4 separate regions of the Homo sapiens genome follow, and regions 1, 3 and 4 are each linked to region 2. A link is a contact called in ENCODE Hi-C data. All regions are on one chromosome and are shown on one strand. The core of a region is the stretch at or near the end of the contact, and the rest is flanking DNA. Distances in the headings are between cores, read along the strand shown. Region 1 holds the start of SNX5 (sorting nexin 5). Region 2 holds the start of ANKEF1 (ankyrin repeat and EF-hand domain containing 1). Region 3 holds the start of RRBP1 (ribosome binding protein 1). Region 4 holds the start of LCDR (lysosome cell death regulator).

Region 1 (4,779 bases), core at 1,730-4,229, 7.9 Mb before region 2:
TTGCTACTGAGTTAACTGAGAAACACAGCTGAGTGCTAATCTAGATCAACAAAGCTGACTCTATGAAAAAAAAAACAACCAGTCTTCTCTCTGCCTGGGCTATTGGGGCTCATTCACATTCCAAACAGAAATTCCTCTCTGGTGCACTTCCTTACTTTGTGCCAAGAGCTACAGGCCCTGGGGTCCCATGTGTTCCAGCAGGTTTCTGCCTTTTAATAATACATTTCTTATTAGTAATTTCAGCTGTACATTCCTGGTTTAAGGAAAATAACTTCTCATGAGAAAACTATCAATTCTAAATTTTAGTGGTACAAATACAAAACTGTAAGATGCCATTAGAAGATTTTTATGTTGCTTGCTTGGAAAGCAGACAATAGTTTGGTGGTTGCTACTAATTAACTATCTTAGGAAGGCAGTTAGCTCTTGCATATATAATCCTTGCCCCACACAGCTGAGGAATATTATAAGGAGCAAAGGCCTTGACCATTTGGTACATATCCAATACCACCTATATATACTTAGTATTTTTCTTTAGAACATGTGACATGTTTAATGTGTTACACGCATAGTTTTAGGAGTCTGGATTAGGGAAAAGACGACTTAAATAGAAGCCCAGGCTATGGCAAGGGTCAGTACACTATTCTTAAAACAAAAATGAAAGAGTTTGTGTACTACTAAGAGTACATGTACTGCACTTTGGGAAGCTTGGGTAAAGGAATGATTGATGTGAAACTTTCCTTTAACAAAAGACCCCTATATAATTTATGGGACTAGCTAATTCACCAGTGCCAATGGTCTTTGTTTTTGAATGGAATATTAAATTTAAGGAAGCTATTCTCCTCACTTGTCCAAGTTAGTAAATTAGAAGTTGAAGGTTAAAGTGTATTTATCCTCAGATCCTTATGAAGAACCTCTGATTATGTTTACCAAGGTCTAAATATAGGTCATGTGTTCTGGTCTGCTTCAAGGTCTTTAAATTTACGAGTCAGTTTACGCTAATAAGTAGGACAGTGGGTATTTACTGGATTCTAAACAGAATTATCTAGCAAACAACTAGAATTCTGTTACCAGGTGACTTTTTTCAATAATCAAGGAAAACAAGCAATTCTAATATTGTTGGTAGCTTATAAAACAAGTGAATTTTATGTATTATTTAGTCAAATATTTGATCTATTTTAGTTTCATCTGTAAAATGTGGATAACAGTATCTATACTCCACAGGACTACCATGAGGATCAAGTGAGTTAATACACATAAAGTGCTATTTAATGTTAATTACTATCTGAAGGGAGTTCCTTGCTAGTAAGTTAAAAAAACAAAACCAAACCTCATTCTTTTGACACCGTTGCTCTCTATTATAGAAAACATAGCAAACATATAGAATCAGAATTGAGATAATTACTTGAAGTGTATTCTTTAAAGCCATCTTCTCCCAGTTCCAGAATCATCCGCTGTTTCCACCTCTCCAACAAGAAAACCTGTTGTTTTGTCATGGTCTGCTGAAGGACTCGGGTCACACTTGGTATCACATTCCTTTGCAAGGGGATTTTCAAAGGAACTGAAGGATCACTTGCATTTGGTTTATCACTTCTCTCTGGATTGAAGATAGGAAACCAGTTTTGTGGCACTCGTCTGTCCTCACCTTGGTTTGGCAGCTTATGCTTGCTCACGGGTCCACAGAGCAAAGCATCTTCCTCCACCGATCCCGGGGTCTGGGCGACGCCTCTGGATGACAAGACAGACTGAACTAAATTAGAGTATTTTTCTTGGTCCACTTCTTCATATGGGTTCACTTTTTTCTTCCGGCCACATGAGTAAGAGGAAGTAGAGAAAGCCACAAGGGCAGCTGATTCCACAGAAAACTTTGAACTCCTGAGCTGCCTGCAAATGGTCTGAAATAACTTCATCTTCATTCAGATTTGTTTTCACTTTAGTCTATTTGCAACGGTCGAAGGCCTTTATGTTTGTATTCCTATTGGAGAGAAAACAACCATCAAAGCGAAAGCTGCATCAGAATGATATTGCACATCAAAATTGTGAACTTTTTCGACATGTTTGGACAGAGCCCTTTCTTAAGAAAGTCGACAGAGCGAGACCCTGCCTCCAAAAAAAATTTATAAATAAATCAAGACTCAATACCCGAAGGACCGACACATACTAAATGCGAATTAGTAGACAGCTTGAGGCAAGACGTCCCAGTTTCTAATCTGCAGGAATGTGACGCCCAGGAAGGGAGGCGTGTGCGAGACACGGAAAAACACAAAGATGGAGCCCGTCCCATGGCGGCCACACAGTCCTAGGTGACAGACGACGACTAATTCCTAGACACCAGGCTCTCTGCTAAGTATTCTGTGTGGATACTTCTCATTTGGTCCTCACACCCTCTACCGTGGGTCTAGAATGAACCCGTTGCACAGACGTGGAAATCGGGTTGGAGGGTCCCGTCGCTCGCCGGTCAGAGCTGGTGGCGGCGCTGAGGTCCCATTACTGTGACCGCAAAAAGTCGCCTCCCGCTCCGCCGTGGGTGCGGACCCCTGGCGGGGCCAGGACGGCGGTGGCCCCTGTGGCAGGAGTCTGGATTAGAGAAAAGACGACTTAAATAAAAGCCCAGCCTACGGCAAGTGTCGGTACCTTGGAAGCCACCACACTTCGCTTAACTCTCAAGGCGCGAACAACCTCTCGCGACCCGTACTTTCATCCGTCCCGCGCTTTGGTTTCGAATTAGGCACAGCCTAAGGCAAAGCAGGTCCAGAATGCCCCGCGGCGCTCACGCCCCACCCGAGGCTTTCGTCGGCCTCCGCCAACGCGCCACCAGTTAGAGGCAGGGAGTACCTCTCCGAGCGGAAGGGCCGGCGTCTCCGAAGCGCGGGAGCCTCCAAATCGCGCCCTTCTGCTCTCACGAGATCTGGTGACGTCAGCGCTCGCTGCCATCTTGGACTCGGGCTGAGTAATAAATTCCCCCCGCACCGAAACGCGGTCTTTCTCTAGACGCGTCTTGCTGGGAGAGTGTCCGTTGCTTCCCGTCCGTGTCGCGGCCCTGCGGTTGGCGGCCTCCTCGTGGAGCGGAGCAAGGGTAGGCCCCACGTGGCGTCTTTGCCCGGCTCCAAGATGGACGGCAGCGGGGACTGGGAGGCTGCTCTGGGGGAGCACGTGGCGCCCTGCTCGCCTGCTCCCGGGGCAGCTGGGATGGTGGCGGAGTCCGGAGGCCTCCTGCCGCCGTCGGGCAGGGAGGCCGGCGGAGGCGGGGCCGTGGCCGCCCCCGAGAGGCGCCCAGGCGGCGGCGGCGGCGGCCCAGCTTCTTCTTTCCTCGCACAGCCAGGCGGCCCCTGCTCGAGTCCCGCGTCGCCATGGCCGCGGTTCCCGAGTTGCTGCAGCAGCAGGAGGAGGACCGCAGCAAGGTGAGGTCCTCCCAGCCTCAGACTCCTGGGCGGGCGGCCCTGCGAGCTCCGGGGTCGCTGCATTCTTTCCCTTGCGCGTCCATAGGCCGTGGCTGCTCGCCGCCATCCCCAGCGCGGGAAGCACCCGTGAGACCCGGGCGGCCCCTCTCCCTGGTCTTCACTGAAGGCTGCCCCGGGGAATCCCTGTGGATGTCCCGGATTCTATTAGGACAGAACCAGAGACGCGGGACCTTAGCCCCAGCTCAGGCGCCGGTGCCGAGCGGACTTGGAGAGATGATCTCTGGAGACCCCGGAATGTTCTTTTTAAAACTTTCCTCGGCTTCGTGGTGACCAGTAGGTGAACGTGAAATTGACTTAACATGCGACAGACCAGTTTGGTTTGTTGCCCCCAAAATACCCTCCTTCCCCCCACCTTTTACTGAGAAGACTTTTTTGGGGGGGGGGCCCAAACAACTTGGGAAATTGCATCAAGCGTCCGAACATGCTGCTTACAACTTTAGAAACGCAAAATGCGTTGTTGTGGGAGTTGTGTAATTTTTAGTAGGTGCTCAAATACTTGCTGAACTTGGTGTCTATTTTTAAGTCTTGCCCATTGATGTAAACTGTCCCTAGGTCACGTGTATCTTGAGGTCTAAAAGATTATTTATGCAATAAATTGAAATTCCCATAGCCAATTAAAGATTCAGACGAGCCTCCACTCTTTTTCATTGGTTCTTTAAATTTGCCTCGGTAGCTTTGCGATGCATGGTTTGCGAGCAACCTTTCTTGCAGAATCGTCAACGTAAGTTTTTCTGACCGATGAAAAAGAACCTCTAAAAATACAAGGCTCTCTTAAAATGTAATTTGGAGCCGTCTTAACTTACACATTTCTTGAGAAGTTAAAGGCACCTCCATAGAGAAACTTGTTCATCTAGTAAGTAAATACCAGAGTTTCAAAGCGGCTGGATTGTTCCAACAAGGGTATCATTGCATTAATTATTAAAATAGAGCTTTCTATACAGGAGGGTGTTGTTTAGAGTGGTTTTTTTTTTGAAAGTTCTTTATTACTAAAACAAAGTGGAAACTTGAGACCACGATTCTTTGTAAAACATTATAAAGGTACTTTTCTCCATAAAGGGTAGATAATGGATTGGGATTTTGGTAGCATTTTATTTTTTCTTTCTTTCTGGTACATTCTTTTAGCTGTCTTGATTCGGAGTCAGCTAGGTAAAAGGACTCAATTGCTTCACCCCACTCTCTGGTAGTACAGTATATTGCAGCTGGTTTTTAAAATGACTTCCACCACCCTGATCCTCCAGCAAAATTGGAGAATGGTTATGAAGGCCATTTCCTGCCTGTTTTAGAGGCTACAGAAACTGTCCGTATCTGTAGCGAAGAGAGT
Region 2 (4,710 bases), core at 398-2,897:
TTGACCTCAGGTGATCCACCCGCCTCAGCCTCCCAAAGTGTTGGGACTACAGGCGTGAGCCACCGGGCCAGGCCTCCTTTGCCTTTTAATCTGTTTATAACATGCGGTGGACTAGGGAACCAACTGAGGCTGCCTCAGAGTCATCCACTTGGACTTTGCTGCACGGCTTGGTGACACTCACCTTAGCTGCTATTTATGGCTTGTTTTATTATTATCGGCCATATTCCGATTAGGTGCGGTGTCATCATACTGCATATGTATATGTGTCATCTATGGAATAGGGCAAGATGCTCCTACATAGGTAATGATTAGACTGAATCAATGCCACTTGATTTGTGAAAATAAGGATTTCCCAATCAGGGACTTCAATGTTGCCTCTGTTAGCACCCATCTCTAACGGAGAATTAATTAGCAGCTACAGTGATGAATTCAGTAGGTCCATGGGTCGGTTTCCTGTGGACTGCCTCCCTCCCAGCTAAAGCCCTGAAGTGCTGGGGAGAGGGCAGCACCCTGTATAGTGTCCTTCACAATCAACTGCTAAGACTGACCAAGAGCTCACCCCACTGCAGGAAATCACACAAGTGTAGCCCTTGGGTCCTGGGTTCCTTGTAAATTGAGCAGCATATAGGATCCTCCACATACAAGCACACCTGTACTTTTCCCCAGCATGACCCTGGGCCACCTTAGTCACATCTAACCATCTACCAAGGTAGTGGAATAGAGCAGAATGTCTTGACTTGAGGTCCATGTTCGGGGTCTGAATACTCGGAAATTACATGAAAATCTGTGGGAATCTGTGTGTGTTCAGGTCATTTAACTCTCAAAGGGGGGCTGTGCGACAAGGAAGGATCATTAGAAAGAGGAATGGAGGAAGACAAGCTTGGTACAGTGGAATGTAGGGTTTGAGGTGGGGAAATCCGTTGTGATCCTCCCTTCCCTGTATCATTATTTACACAAACTAGTTGGATATAAATATGGATATGCTACCTACCTAGTTTTTACCTCAGTTTCTGCATCTGTGAACTGGCAATAGCAATGGTGCCCACTTCATGGGACTGTGTGAAAAGGAAATGAGATATGATCCTTGTAAAACATTTAGCAAAGTCCTTCAATATAGGCTCCTTATGAATACACCAAACTTTTGCGGGTTTCAGCTCACCCACAAGTGTAAGCGATAGTTTACATGTTGGGGGTTCTCTACTGTGCTTTCCACTTTTTAGTCTCCAGAAAAATCTGGAGAAGAGAGGAGTGGAGGGGGTAGAGATGTAACGTCAAAGGAAAAGCCATGTGTCATGCTCACCTCTTAGTCTTCCGGGCGATCAGAAGCCAGGGATCTCTGGGCACCTATGTGCCTGGGCCTGCTGGGGCGACCGGGGAGGCCCCTGCTCTCGTCCTCTGACGCTCAGCGCTGGCCCAGCCGCGACCTTGGGCTCCCGGAGCCCGGCGGAGGCGCCCAGGCGTGAATGATGTCCCTTGGGTAGGGCTGGTGAGCTGGCGCGCGGGACAGCAGGGCTGGGTGTATGTGTCCATGGGCCCCGGGTCCCCGGAAGGCGAGCGCGCGGGCAGGTGAGCGCAGGGGGCGGGGTGGAAGCCGGAGGGACCGGGCTGATTGTGAGCTTCCGCCACGCAGGGCGCGGCTGCCGGGGCAACCGCAGCGTGCGCGGTGGGGCGGTGCTCGCCTCCGCCTCCGCCTCCGCCTCCGCCTCCGCCTCCGCCTCCGCCTCCGCCTCCGCCCCCGCCCCCGCCTCCGCCTCCGCCCCTCGCGCCTGGCTTCGACGCCAGGTGGCCGGCCTGGGCGGGATGGGGTAGCTGCGCTGGGTGTTCCAGGGCGGAGCGCAGAATGCTGCTGTCTTGAGGATTCCGCCCTTCTCTCATTCTCTTCTCCCACCTCCTGCCCTGGGTCAGAACGTAATTTAGTTATAAAATTAAAGCTGCATATGGCAATTAAAAAATGAAGTAAAATATACAATAAATATTTAGTTTACAAAGTACAATTAAATGAAAAATACAATAAATTACACAATAAAGCGAAAGTGAACCTACTCTCAACTGCCACAGATTCTTGCAAATCTTCCCAGAAATTTTCTTTCCATACTCTAGGATGCATATATGCTTAAAAAATATTTATACACAAATGGAAGCAAATATGGAGATCACTTTATTTCAGGGCCTACAAATGCACCATAACACCCCTCTCTCTCCCTCCACACATGCTTTTTGGCGGAAAATTCTGAAAGCTTTGGTTTGATTATGTGAATGTAAAACATATATATGTGTGTCTATATATATATGCTTTTTAATGCAGTATGTAATTGCTTCCAATTAAAAACAGTAATTCCTTACACCAGCCTACCCTATTCTACTCAGAGACTGTTTAAAAATGTTAAGAGCGAAGACATGGAATCAACCTAAGTGCTCATCAATGATAGACTGGCTAAAGATAATGCGGTACATATACACCATGGAATACTATGCAACCATATAAAGGAACAAAATTATGTCTTTTGCAGGAATATGGAGCTGGAGGCAATTATCCTTGGCAAGCTAACGCAGAAACAGAAAACCCAATACTGCATGTTCTCACTTATGAGTGAGAGCTAAGTGATGAGAACACATGGACACATAGAGGGGAACAGCACACACTGGGGCCTATTGGAGGGTAGAAGGTGGAGAGTGGGAGGAGGGAGAGGATCAAGAGAAATAACTAATGGGTACTAATCTTAATACCTGGGTGAGAAAATAATTTGTGCAACAAAACCACATGACACAAGTTTACCTATATAACAAATCTGCACATGTACCCCTGAACTTAAACGTCAAATAAAAAATAATAAAAATGTTATTAAGGACTATTTCATGCACACCAAAATATACTGTATGATATATGGAAAGTACATACCATACCATACCATAGCTAAAGAAATACCATAGCTAAAGAAAAAGAAAGCTAGGAAAAATAAAGGAAAAAGGAAAAGGAAAAAAAAGTCTGCCTCTACTGCTGTACTTATATGTATTTCTTCCCAACACTGCATCCTCCTCTTCCTGTTCCCAGAGATAATACCTGTTCTGAATTTTACATTTATCATCCCAGCCTCTTAAAAATGCATTGCTACATTGAATGCCTCCCTAAATAATGCATGTTTAATATTGCATATTTTGAGAATTTATAAAAATGTGGTAGAATGTTGTGTATTGTTTTGATGACTTTTTTCCTTTCAACGTCTTGTTTTTGAAATGTATCTTTGTTGGTATGTTTAATTGGAGTTCCTTTATCTAAACAGCTGTAGGCTATTCCATTATATTACCATTCCACACCCCTTTCAAATCAATTCCACTATTGATAGACATTTGGGATGTTTCCAGAATTTGCTACTAAAAGCAATACTACTAAGATCATGTTTATAAATGTCTTTGGACGCACACGTTCAAGAGTTTCACTAGAGTATATGTCTAGGAGTTAAATTTCTGGGTCATAGGTTATTTATAACATCAAGATAAAGACAACTTGTTTTCCCGACATATACAGCAATTTAGACTCCCATCAGCAGTGTGTATCTTAGCCAAAACTTGGTTTTGTCACACAAAAAACTTTCTGCCAATCTTGGTATCAATGCTCTTTTATAATTTACTTTACGTGACCTGATTACTAATTATTAATCTGTAAGTTTGATTCCTTAGAGATATTTGAGTGTAAATTTATTGTCAAACTGTGTCCAAAATTGGTGGGTTCTTGGTCTCACTGACTTCAAGAATGAAGCCAGGGACCCTCGCGGTGAGTGTTACAGCTCTTAATGTGGCGCATCTGGAGTTTGTTCCTTCTGATGTTCGGATGTGTTCGGAGTTTCTTCCTTCTGGTGGGTTCGTGGTCTCGCTGGCTCAGGAGTGAAGCTGCAGACCTTCACGGTGAGTGTTACAGCTCTTAAGGCGGCGCTTCTGGAGTTGTTGGTTCCTCCTGGTGGGCTCGTGGTCTCGCTGGCTTCAGGAGTGAAGCTGCAGACCTTCGCAGTGAGTGTTACAGCTCATAAAAGCAGTGTGGACCCCAAGAGTGAGCAGCAGCAAGATTTATTGCAAACAGTGAAAGAACAAACCTTCCACAGTGTGGAAGGGAACCCAAGCGGGTTGCCACTGCTGGCTCAGGCAGCCTGCTTTTATGCTCTTATCTGGCCCCACCCACATCCTGCTGATTGGTAGAGCCGAGTCCTCTGTTTTGACAGGGCGCTGATTGGTGCGTTTACAATCCCTGAGCTACACCCAAAGGTTCTCCATGTCCCCACCAGATTAGCTGGCTACAGAGTGTGGACACAAAGGTTCTCCAAAGCCCCACCAGAGTAGCTAGATACAGAGTGTGGCTTGGTGCGTTCACAAACACTAAGCTAGACACAGGGTGCTGATTGGTGTGTTTACAAACCTTGAGCTAGATACGGAGTGCCGATTGGTGTATTTACAATCCCTGAGCTAGACATAAAGGTTCTCCACGTCCCCACCAGACTCAGGAGCCCAGCTGGCTTCCCCCAGTGAATCCCGCACGAGAGCTGCAGGTGGAGCTGCCTGCCAGTCCCGCGCCGTGCGCCCGCACTCCTCAGCTCTTGGGTGGTCGATGGGACTGGGCGCCGTGGAGCAGGGGGTGGTGCTCATCGGGGAGGCTCGGGCGCACGGGAGCCCATGGAGGGGGTGGGAGCTCAGGCATGGCGGGCTGCAGGTCCCGAGCAC
Region 3 (4,223 bases), core at 515-3,014, 7.6 Mb before region 2:
ATGATTGAACAAACCCTACTGCCAGGATCTGCTTCCGGAAAAAGATAAACAGTGAACAGGATAAAGGAGGTCCCTGTCCCTGGACAGGCCCTTGAGGGCAGCTGGGTCTTCACTGGACCTATGTGTCATTCTAGGCTGCTTGCCCAGCTTAGCACTGTATACCGGGCACTCCACAAACACCGGTGAATGAATGAATGAATGAATGAACGAATGAATTTCCTCCCTGAAACCCAGAGGAAGGAGTGATTGTCCTAAAGGAGTATACCCATGTTCAGAAAGGTTAGATGGCCCAGCCCTGGTCAAGTAGGACTCATTGGTAGCAATTGCCAGCCAGAAGCTGGGATTCTTGACTTTCATTTGAAGCCGGGTCTCACTGCTGGAAAATGACTGAGTGTTCCAGAGTTAATCCAGGTTAATTCCTGCTGATTAATCATTAATGGGCTAAGGAACCGCCAAGATTAAAAATAGGAATGAACAGTTTAATTTCAACCCAATCGCTCTTTATTCCCCATGAAGGCTTGTATTTTTCACATCTTTCTAACAACAGCTAGTACAGTACTAGTGACAAATGGGGACAGGGAAGATTGAAAATTGTCCAAGAAATAGATGTTAGGCACGGGATTCTGCAGCAACAGGAGCTAGGGAAGTGATGGGGGGCAGTCTAGGCAGCCTTTGGTCGCTCAGAATCCAAAATTCCAAAGAAGCTGGCTTTGGCTCAAGTTCAAAGGGTTGGCTTTAAGAGACGCTGACATAATGGTTAAAAATCAAGCCTAAAATTATTTTAATTTAAAGACTTGACTAATTATGAAGACTGAGTGTTGGCTGATATTGGGGAGAAAGTCAGGGAATGAGGAAGTACCAGTTGCTCCGTTTTGTGGGACACGGATGAGTTTTCTTAGGTTAGAACCTCTCACCTTCCCCAACGCATGGAATAAAACGCCACAGAGTGGATTGTAATTATTGCTCTGCCGGCTGTGATTTGGTTGAGTATCTTAAATAGACCGTGCCTCAGTTGTACCCTCCCTAACAACGAGGGCGATGACATCCGCTTCAATTCCTCGTGCACCTTCTGGCTCTTCCACCCCAATTCCTCCATTTACTGAAGGAAATTCCTTCTGGTGCTGATTGCAATCTCTTTGATGATAAGAACTTGCTCTCCCTGGGCTGACCCCCAGCAGAGCTTGTCCTCATACCCGGCGGCCCGAGGGGGCGCTGCTTCGGGGGAAGTTAGTTGGGTTTAAATAAAGCAGCTTCCTTGGCTGTTCGCGGTTGCGCAACCCTGTTCAGCCACCGCCATGTCAGCCCAGCGGTATCCAGAGGCGCAGGCCCGGGGTCGCCGGGACCCGAACCTTCTGCTTCCCGCCTAGGCAGAGCCGGATCCTAGTCAGAGACTGCTGGGAGCGCCGCGGGCCCAGAGTGGGCGGAGCTGGCCGGAGACCCCCCCCTCGGTGGGCGGGGCGTTCCTGCTCCGCCCCGCCCCGCGCACGGCCGAGCGCCGCGCCGCTCGGCCCCGCCTCTCCCCAGCCCTGCCCCCTTCACCTCCCCGCAGCTCCTCCCCTCTCCCATTGGCCGAGGTGGAGACCCTCCTCTCTGCCCAATGGCCGCCGCCGCGGCTCGGCCACCCGCGTCCTGACTGGCCAGCGACCGGCAGAGTGGCGGGGTGCGGACCAATGGGAAGAGGCGGCTCGATGAATGGCTGGCCCGGGTGGGGAAGGCAGGAGGCGGCGATCCCGGCGGAGGGGGCCGTTCGCCAGCTCTGAGGCAGAAAGTGCCACGACTCCACACGCGCGCACGCAGCCAGCGAGCGGCCGGAGCGGACGGCAGACGGGGCGGGCGGCGTCAGGGTCGCAGCGTCTACAGCTGCTCGGGGGCGGTTTCTTGGCGGAGGCTTGGCCGGCTCCTCTCTCCCGGCTCCGCGGCGGCTGCGAAGGCGGCGGCTCCTGCCCTCTCGCTTTCCCTCTCGCGTCTCTGGCTGCAGGTAAGAAACTTGGCCGGGCCCTGCAGCGGCCGCGCGCGGGCCGGGCCGTCGGGGGGCCGGGGCCGGCCGCGCTGCGCCGCGAGTGACACGTCTCCTCGGCGGCCCCTCCCCCGGCCCGCCCGCCGCCCGCCGCCTGCCGCCGCGGCCGTGCACCATCGGGGTCGGGGTCGGACTCGGGGCGGGGGTGCCGGGCAAGCGCCGTACCGGGGCGTAGGCAGGGCGCGCCCCGTGGTGTGGACCCCGCGGCCCTCGCCGTCCGGGGAGCTGCGGCGGCAGACGGGCGCGACGTGGCGACCGCTCCCTGCCTCCCTCCCTCCCGGCAGGGCCGTCGGGCCGGCCAGCGCGCTCCGAAGTTGGGCGAAGAAAGTTGGCGGCGGGGCGGGGCGGGGCGGCGCACAGCTGGCGGAGGAAGGGGTTAAGTTTCGGGAAGCCGCCGGATGACGTTGCCGGGCTGGAGTCCGGGCCGGAGGGGTGGGGTGCGGGCGGAAGGCGGCGGAGGCCGGCCGAGGGGAGGAGGGCGGGATTGAATGGGGGCCCACGGGCCGAGCGCGCCGGTCCCGGGCCGCGGCCCGCTGGCGCTTCGCGGGGCTGGGACGGCCCCCGACGGGGCGGGCCGGGGCCGCAGGGCTCGCGGCGCAGGGACCGGGTCTGTCCATGGCACGGACGCCGGGCGGCCGCGGTGGCAACTTCCCGGAGTGCGGGAGGCGGCTCCCTGCTCCCCCTGGCGGCGGGGCCGGGGCCACCGTTTCCCCGGCTGGGCTGCGCGGAGCCTGGCTCGAGGGCTCCCGGCGGGGGGACGAGGGCGCCCGGGGCCCGGCCCGCCCCGCCCGCGGCCACGATGAATGGGCCGGCGGTGCCAGCCCCGGGCGGAAGCGGACACCTCCGGGCCGGCCAAGCGCGCTGGCACCCGGCCTGGTGCCCGCCCCGGCCCGGCCGGCTCTCCCGCTGCGCCCTGATTAGGGGAGGCAGGCCGGGGTCTGCGCTTCCAGTGGGGCGCCCGCAGTGCTTCAGGGACCCCTCTCCGAATGATAAGTCGCGAGTTTTAGCTCTAGAGTGCCCCGGCTGGCGAGGGTGACCCCGACCAAGTTGTTTCGTTCGGGGTCTCCATTTCCTGGTCTGCAAATCGGGGCTCCTGTTAGCTTCGATTTGCGAGGAAAGCTGTGGAGACCCAGCACTTGTAGGAAGGAGCCACAAGTGTTGGCTGTTCAGTTGGGATGCTTTTGTTGGGGGGTGCTGGACACGGGAGGAAGGTGGGGCCTGGCTCCGGCACTGCGGCGGGCGCGGGGCTGCAGAAGTTGCACAGCCGGGGTTCTACACCCCGGACCACGTACTGGCCGCCTACTCGCAGGTCCCATAGCCCCTCTGAATCCTAGTTTCTTATCTGTGGCCTGAAGACAGCACCACCCACTCACAGGGTCGGGAACCACGCCGGGAAGTGCTGGGACCTTGTACAAACAGAAGGCAATTTGGCAATTACTCTGAGAGGTCAGAGGTTAGGAGAGACTGGGAAGCACCAAGGAAATGAAACTCTGAGGGACCTGAGGAGCCTCCCACGTCACTGCTCAGCTATTCACTCTGCGTGCTGGAACCTTCAGGGTAGGGGCCATCTGGATGGCATTTTCAGGAATTTGGAGAAATGGGCCTGGTAGGGCCTCATATCTCACATTAGATACCTCTTCAGAACTGGGTGTCCCCAGAGACCCAGGACGTCTGTCTGGCACTCCCAGGAAGAACAACTGCGAATGTTACCCCGCCCTGTGCAGCTGGGGGGCATTCTCCCACTGCCCCGCCTCCCTCCTCACACTCCTTGTTTGATTTAACTTCCTGTTAATCCGACACCTAGAGAAATCTGTGACCCTGCAGCATGTCACTTACTGTGTGATGTCTTGACTCGTTTACGAACTTGCCAAAGGTCACTCCCACTATCATATGCCAACCTCTTTCCCTTCCAGAAAGAAGCTTCCGGTTCTGAGGTCCTGGAGGTGCCATTTCCCTCTCTGTTGAAGCAAAGGCCGGGGCAGACCTCCTAGTAGGTGAAGTTTTCCTTTTACATGGAGCACCGCAAAGCCGGCTTGCAGGGATCTTGGGCCAGTGGAGGCCTGGAGGAGGCTAAGGTTGGGGGAGGGGAAACCAGAAAGGGATCTTGGGGTTTAGGAGAGGGTTTAGAGCTCTAGGCACTATAACAACTCTCACCTTTCATACTTAGGAATCTGCCTCTGAACATTTACAGAGAGATTAAGAAGTT
Region 4 (4,789 bases), core at 1,463-3,962, 8.8 Mb before region 2:
AAAGATGTCTTGGTTATGAATTGCCACAATAATGCTACACAACAAACCTCCCCGGAACTTAGTGGCTTAAAGCAATAAGCATTTATTTAGCTCATGAGTTAATGTGTCAGCAATTTAGGCTGGGTTCAGCTGGGTGATTCTTCTGGTCTCCTCTGGGCCCACTTAAATCTGGCAGTTATCTGACTTATCATCAGCTGTGGCAATAGTGGTGCTTGGACCATGTGACACTCATTCTCCCCAGGCTAACCAAGGCACACTGTCATCATGAAAGCAGAGATATGAGCAAACAATCCCAACTCCCCAGTGCTCTTCAAACCTTTGCTTGCACCTATTGGCCAAAGAACATCACATGGGAAATCCTAGTGTCATAGTGAGAGGCCACTACCAGGCTACATGGCAAAGGGTAGGTGTAAAGAGTCGGGACCAATAATGCAATTAATTGACCACACCCACAGGACAGTGTCAAGCCTTGGAAACCTTTCTTTCTTTCAAAAAAAAAAAAAAAAATCACCGAACTGTACCAAACTCATGTGCGAATATATTTTTTACATCCCAGTAACTCATTTGAGACTTTTAAACACATAGAACAAAGATCATGCCCTCCCTTCCTTCCCAGATATCATCACTGCAGGAATCTGGCCCATATAAAAGCATTCCTATTTTAGGACAAAACTAAACAAAGGCCCAAAGACATATGAATATCTAAAATTGAAAAAGTTTATTTATCTTTGAATATATCACAAGTATACTCAACTGGCAATATTTTTTTTAATTAGGTAAAATGTACAAGGTGTATCTTCCCACAAATTAATGAAACTGATTTTGAACAAACAAAATTGACACACAGATACATTTTCTAAGTGATGCACTTTTCCAATGATGTCAGCATTACTCAAAACATTTTTTAGAATATAAACATATAATTGATTTTATAATTGCTGTCAGAAACAAAGGCACATTCTTTTACTGTCCCAGAACATTCAAGATGCTTTCAATTTATTACAAGTACCAAAAGCAGCCACAACTCAAATGGCTCAAGCAGTTAAAGGAATTATTCTTTCCCATAAAAGCGGTCCTGAGGTAGGGCTACAGTGGCTGAACTTCTGCTATGATAAGTATTCAGGGGTTTCCCAGGACACAGCATCAATGCTAAAACTGGCAAAATCCCAATGGACTGATCCCTTCAATGGATGACAGGACCCTCTATGGCTGAAAGACTCTAAAGTTCTTAGTTCTTAGCTGTGACAGGACAGAGAACCGACATGTCCCACCTGCAGCCACACCCATCCCCTTATTATTACTAGATCTTATCAAAAGCTGACTTGAAGAGGAAAAAAGGCCAAAAGACTTCTTTTCTTCACCTAACCGCCGATGCCCTCCTTTTGGTTTTATGGTTCCAACCTGACAGCTACTCTGGGCTACAAAGAGCCCCTTCTTGACAGATGACTGCCAGCTGCAGGCTAGATCAGACTGGTCTCTGGAGATTGCACAGATCGTGAACTTGTGCCCTATGTTTCACCTTTTTGCATTTACAGCCTAATTATAATACATTTAAATGTTAAATCTTCACCCCAGAGTGAACACAGGTCATCCGCTTTTGGATATTCTTCATATGTAAGCCCAGTGCGTGTCTCTAACGAGTTTCCTCCATGAATTTTCATAGGCTTCTCCTGTATGCTACAGAATACGTATATCCTACCTCTCCACCTAGCATAAATACCTACCTTTTCTCCTTCAAAGTATGCTTTATGGCCTCAGGTAGAGGCCTGCTTCCTGCCTGCAAGTTGTAACCTCTTAGAAATAGTTATATTTTGTTTATTTTGATTCTTTTCAGTCGACACATGCAAACAGGAACGAGTTGGCTACTTGAGGGTTGGTTCCTTGTGCATCTCAGTGAGTCTTGAAAAACCCCAGATCCGTCCTTCCTTCCTGCCGCATGTCATCCTAAGGCCAGTGTCTGTCAGGGAGGCAAGGCAGCAGCAGTACTTTTGGGAAACATCCAGAATAACATTAAAAAGCCCCTTTTTCCCCACACGTGTCTTTTATCCAGAGGGTCTGTTTTCCACAAGTTCTTCAGTGATTTCTCCCCAGTCTCATTGGCTGGGATTGGCTTTCACGCCTCTTAACAGGATTGACCATGGTTCATCAAGGGTCAACTTGAAAGCTGAACCCTGCCAACTTTCCCTGAATCTCCTGACTATGGTGGAGGAGTGTGGATCCTGGAACTAAACTGAGGTGATAGGGAGGAAAAGAGAGAAATCAACAGTAAACGCTGCACATCCTCTGTCTGGTAAATGTGCATCACTGATTGTATCCAATCTAGATTCAACCAGAGAGACGGAAGCATTAAGAATGACATAGAATATGGAATTTGCTATAGGGATTTGAGCTTCTACATTTGCGGGAAGGAGCGAGTTGAACACTTAGGAACAGCTGTTGCTGCCGTGTCTGGTGGGGGGCCTGAGAGTGGCAGGACAAGCAGCCTGCCCCAGAAGTGGAAGAAACTGAAAGTGGAGTCCTGAGAGCTGAATCTGCCGCAGGCCCGCGGGCCGCCCGGGAATTAGGAAAGTTAGAGGGGATCCACGCCCACAAGGTAAGCCAGCAGATGGGGACAATTCCCCGGGCTGCGACAGTCCCTAATGTCGGGCACCTACCTTTCAAGCCTACGAGACGACAACACTGCGTCACTTCCGCCTCACGAAGCCCGCATCAGGTCACGTGGCGTGTGCTAACCCCGGAAACCTACAGGCAAGGAATTCTGGGAAACGTAGTTCCCGCTTAGCTAGGTTGACATGGTACAAAGCCACATTACCACGCTAAGTGTGGCTTTGATTTTTAGAAACCGCCTCATGCTAAGTCTAGGGAATACAGTGGTTGAATGGGGTGAGCGCTGACCTTTAGCTATTCTGGAGGAACATGTCACTTTCACTTATTTTCTTTCATGTTTTCCCACCCAGTGCTATGGACTCTGATCGCCCAACCAGAGCAAACCCAGAAGGACAACTCTCCAAGCCTTTCAATCACTCCCACTAACCCGTATTGTGGACACACTATTGTGAGGCCTACTAAGGATGTACTGCTGATGACCTTTTGAAGGTAAGTCAAATGCAGTTAATCCTAAGAGGTTGGTTAGCCCCCTGCATCTTACTGAACACAGTAAATCAAAAGCGCTGTGCCCTTGAGACAAATATGATAAATTCCCTCTGCAGTTTTGAAATGTTTATCAATGCTAAACAAGGTAGGGGGATGTGGGGAGCATGAAAACAGAAAGACAAGGTCTGACAGACACATGGGAGAGATGTCTGTTTCAGAGGCTTAGTTCAAGTGGTTACTGTATTTAGGCTATTTAATTTAAAGGTGGTTACTGTATTTACATACACATCAGAGAAGTCCAAAATTTTAAAGTAAAGATCAGTTTGCAAAGATCTTGTCAAATTATTCGTTTTAAAATGAGGACCCTTATAACAACACAGGTACTTGAAAATATTTTGCTAATGAAAGAAGCTGGACACAAAAGATTACACCATGTACAATTTCATTTATATGAAGTTCTAAAACAGGCAAAACTAATCTATGGTGGGAAAAAAATCAGAATAGAGTTCACCTTGGGAGTTGGGGGTAGACTTAACTGGAAAGGGGCCTAAGGACACCTTCAGGGATAATGAGTGTATGCATTTGTCAAAATTCACCATAGGGGTGAAGAGCACTGATGTCTGCCACTTATTTGAAAAGCATCAAAAAATAAGATGGATTGATGGATGTATACAAGCGTAGGTAGACATATACATAAAACAAATACAGCAGAATATTAATTGCAGAATCTATGTGGCGAGTATATAGTTCAGCCCAGGTCTGAGTCATAGACAGATGGATGTCATAGATAGATAGTCATAGATAGATACCGAAATACTGATTGGGGAAGAGATAGTAAAGAAGTCATGGGAAAAGGATACAAAAAAAGAGAGAAAAGTGGCCGGGCACAGTGGCTCATGCCTGTAATCCCAGCACTTTGGAAGGCCAAGGTGGGCGGATCAGGAGGTCAGGAGAACGAGACCATCCTGGCTAACACGGTGAAACCCCGTCTCTACTAAAAAAAAAGAAAAAATACAAAAAATTAGCTGGGCACGGTGGCGGGCACCTGTGGTCCCAGCTACTTGGGAGGCTGAGGCAGGAGAATGGCGTGAACCTGGGAGGCGGAGCTTGCAGTGAGCTGAGATCAGGCCACTGCACTCCAGCCTGGGCGACAGAGCGAGACTCCGTCTCAAAAAAAAAAAGAGAGAGAAAAGTTACTGTCAGTTAATAGGAAGATATCAACAGACAGTCCAGACATTCAGAATATTTAATGTGATTCACTCTAACCTTTAAATTATATGATATACAATCAACCTGATGAGCTCCATTTCTCTCATAGTTACTAGGTGCTTGCTATGTGACTACCCTAAGCCAAGCACTTTTGCAAGCATTGTCCACAGCACGCTAAGAATCCTCCTCTACTTATTCTACTCTTAATAGCCCTATATTTGTCCATTATAACATAATGTGCTGCATAACAGACCACCACAAAACTCAGTGGTGATCTGAGTGGCTCACAATAGTAAACAATTATTTCTTGATTACATGTTTTCAGAGTGGCTAGTGGTTGGCCCATGTAGGCTGAGCTCAGCTGGTCCATCCTTCTTGGACCCACAGACTCCCTGGGGCATGTTCTTCTCATGATGATGACTGCAACACAAGAGGGCAAGACATCCTACACAAGCACATTTCAAGATTTTGCTCACATCATCTCTGC

What was found. Hi-C counts contacts between places; a loop is a spot of excess contacts on that map. Pooled maps may share reads with other maps.
Region 1: a loop to region 2 is called in a pooled map, with 3 times the contacts of the local background. The contact joins the promoter of SNX5 here to the promoter of ANKEF1 in region 2. A Hi-C loop is called at or near these places in 2 of 50 pooled maps.
Region 3: a pooled map shows a loop between it and region 2 (14-fold over the local background). The contact joins the promoter of RRBP1 here to the promoter of ANKEF1 in region 2. A Hi-C loop is called at or near these places in 4 of 50 pooled maps.
Region 4: a map of B cell shows a loop between it and region 2 (27-fold over the local background). The contact joins the promoter of LCDR here to the promoter of ANKEF1 in region 2. A Hi-C loop is called at or near these places in 3 of 168 maps with a recorded cell type or tissue (B cell, CD4-positive, alpha-beta memory T cell and naive thymus-derived CD4-positive, alpha-beta T cell) and 4 of 50 pooled maps.

What each region holds. Positions count from the first base shown.
Region 1 is chr20:17,966,994-17,971,772 of GRCh38, reverse strand. SNX5 (sorting nexin 5) reads left to right here and starts at 2,979. Exons shown (of 13, transcript NM_014426.4): 1 at 2,979-3,398. The coding sequence starts at 3,348. It overlaps MGME1 (mitochondrial genome maintenance exonuclease 1), which reads right to left and starts at 2,755. Exons shown (of 5, transcript NM_052865.4): 1 at 2,632-2,755; 2 at 1,403-1,972. The coding sequence starts at 1,913. RefSeq lists enhancers at 1,761-1,890, 1,911-2,110, 1,050-2,249, 2,831-3,140, 2,757-3,511 and 3 more and a silencer at 3,141-3,350.
Region 2 is chr20:10,031,924-10,036,633 of GRCh38, reverse strand. It overlaps ANKEF1 (ankyrin repeat and EF-hand domain containing 1), which reads right to left and starts at 1,647. Exons shown (of 11, transcript NM_022096.6): 1 at 1,301-1,647; 2 at 992-1,055. All of the region lies in intron 3 of SNAP25-AS1 (SNAP25 antisense RNA 1), which reads left to right. RefSeq lists a silencer at 1,307-1,856.
Region 3 is chr20:17,679,783-17,684,005 of GRCh38, reverse strand. RRBP1 (ribosome binding protein 1) reads left to right here and starts at 1,764. Exons shown (of 25, transcript NM_001365613.2): 1 at 1,764-1,978; 2 at 3,931-4,007. RefSeq lists enhancers at 1,094-1,153, 2,407-3,079, 3,271-4,223 and silencers at 1,434-1,853, 2,084-2,413, 2,444-2,493, 2,524-2,833.
Region 4 is chr20:18,791,972-18,796,760 of GRCh38, reverse strand. LCDR (lysosome cell death regulator) reads right to left here and starts at 2,712. Exons shown (of 1, transcript NR_026885.1): 1 at 696-2,712. LINC00652 (long intergenic non-protein coding RNA 652) reads left to right here and starts at 2,177. Exons shown (of 4, transcript NR_026883.1): 1 at 2,177-2,593; 2 at 2,958-3,096. RefSeq lists an enhancer at 2,497-3,036.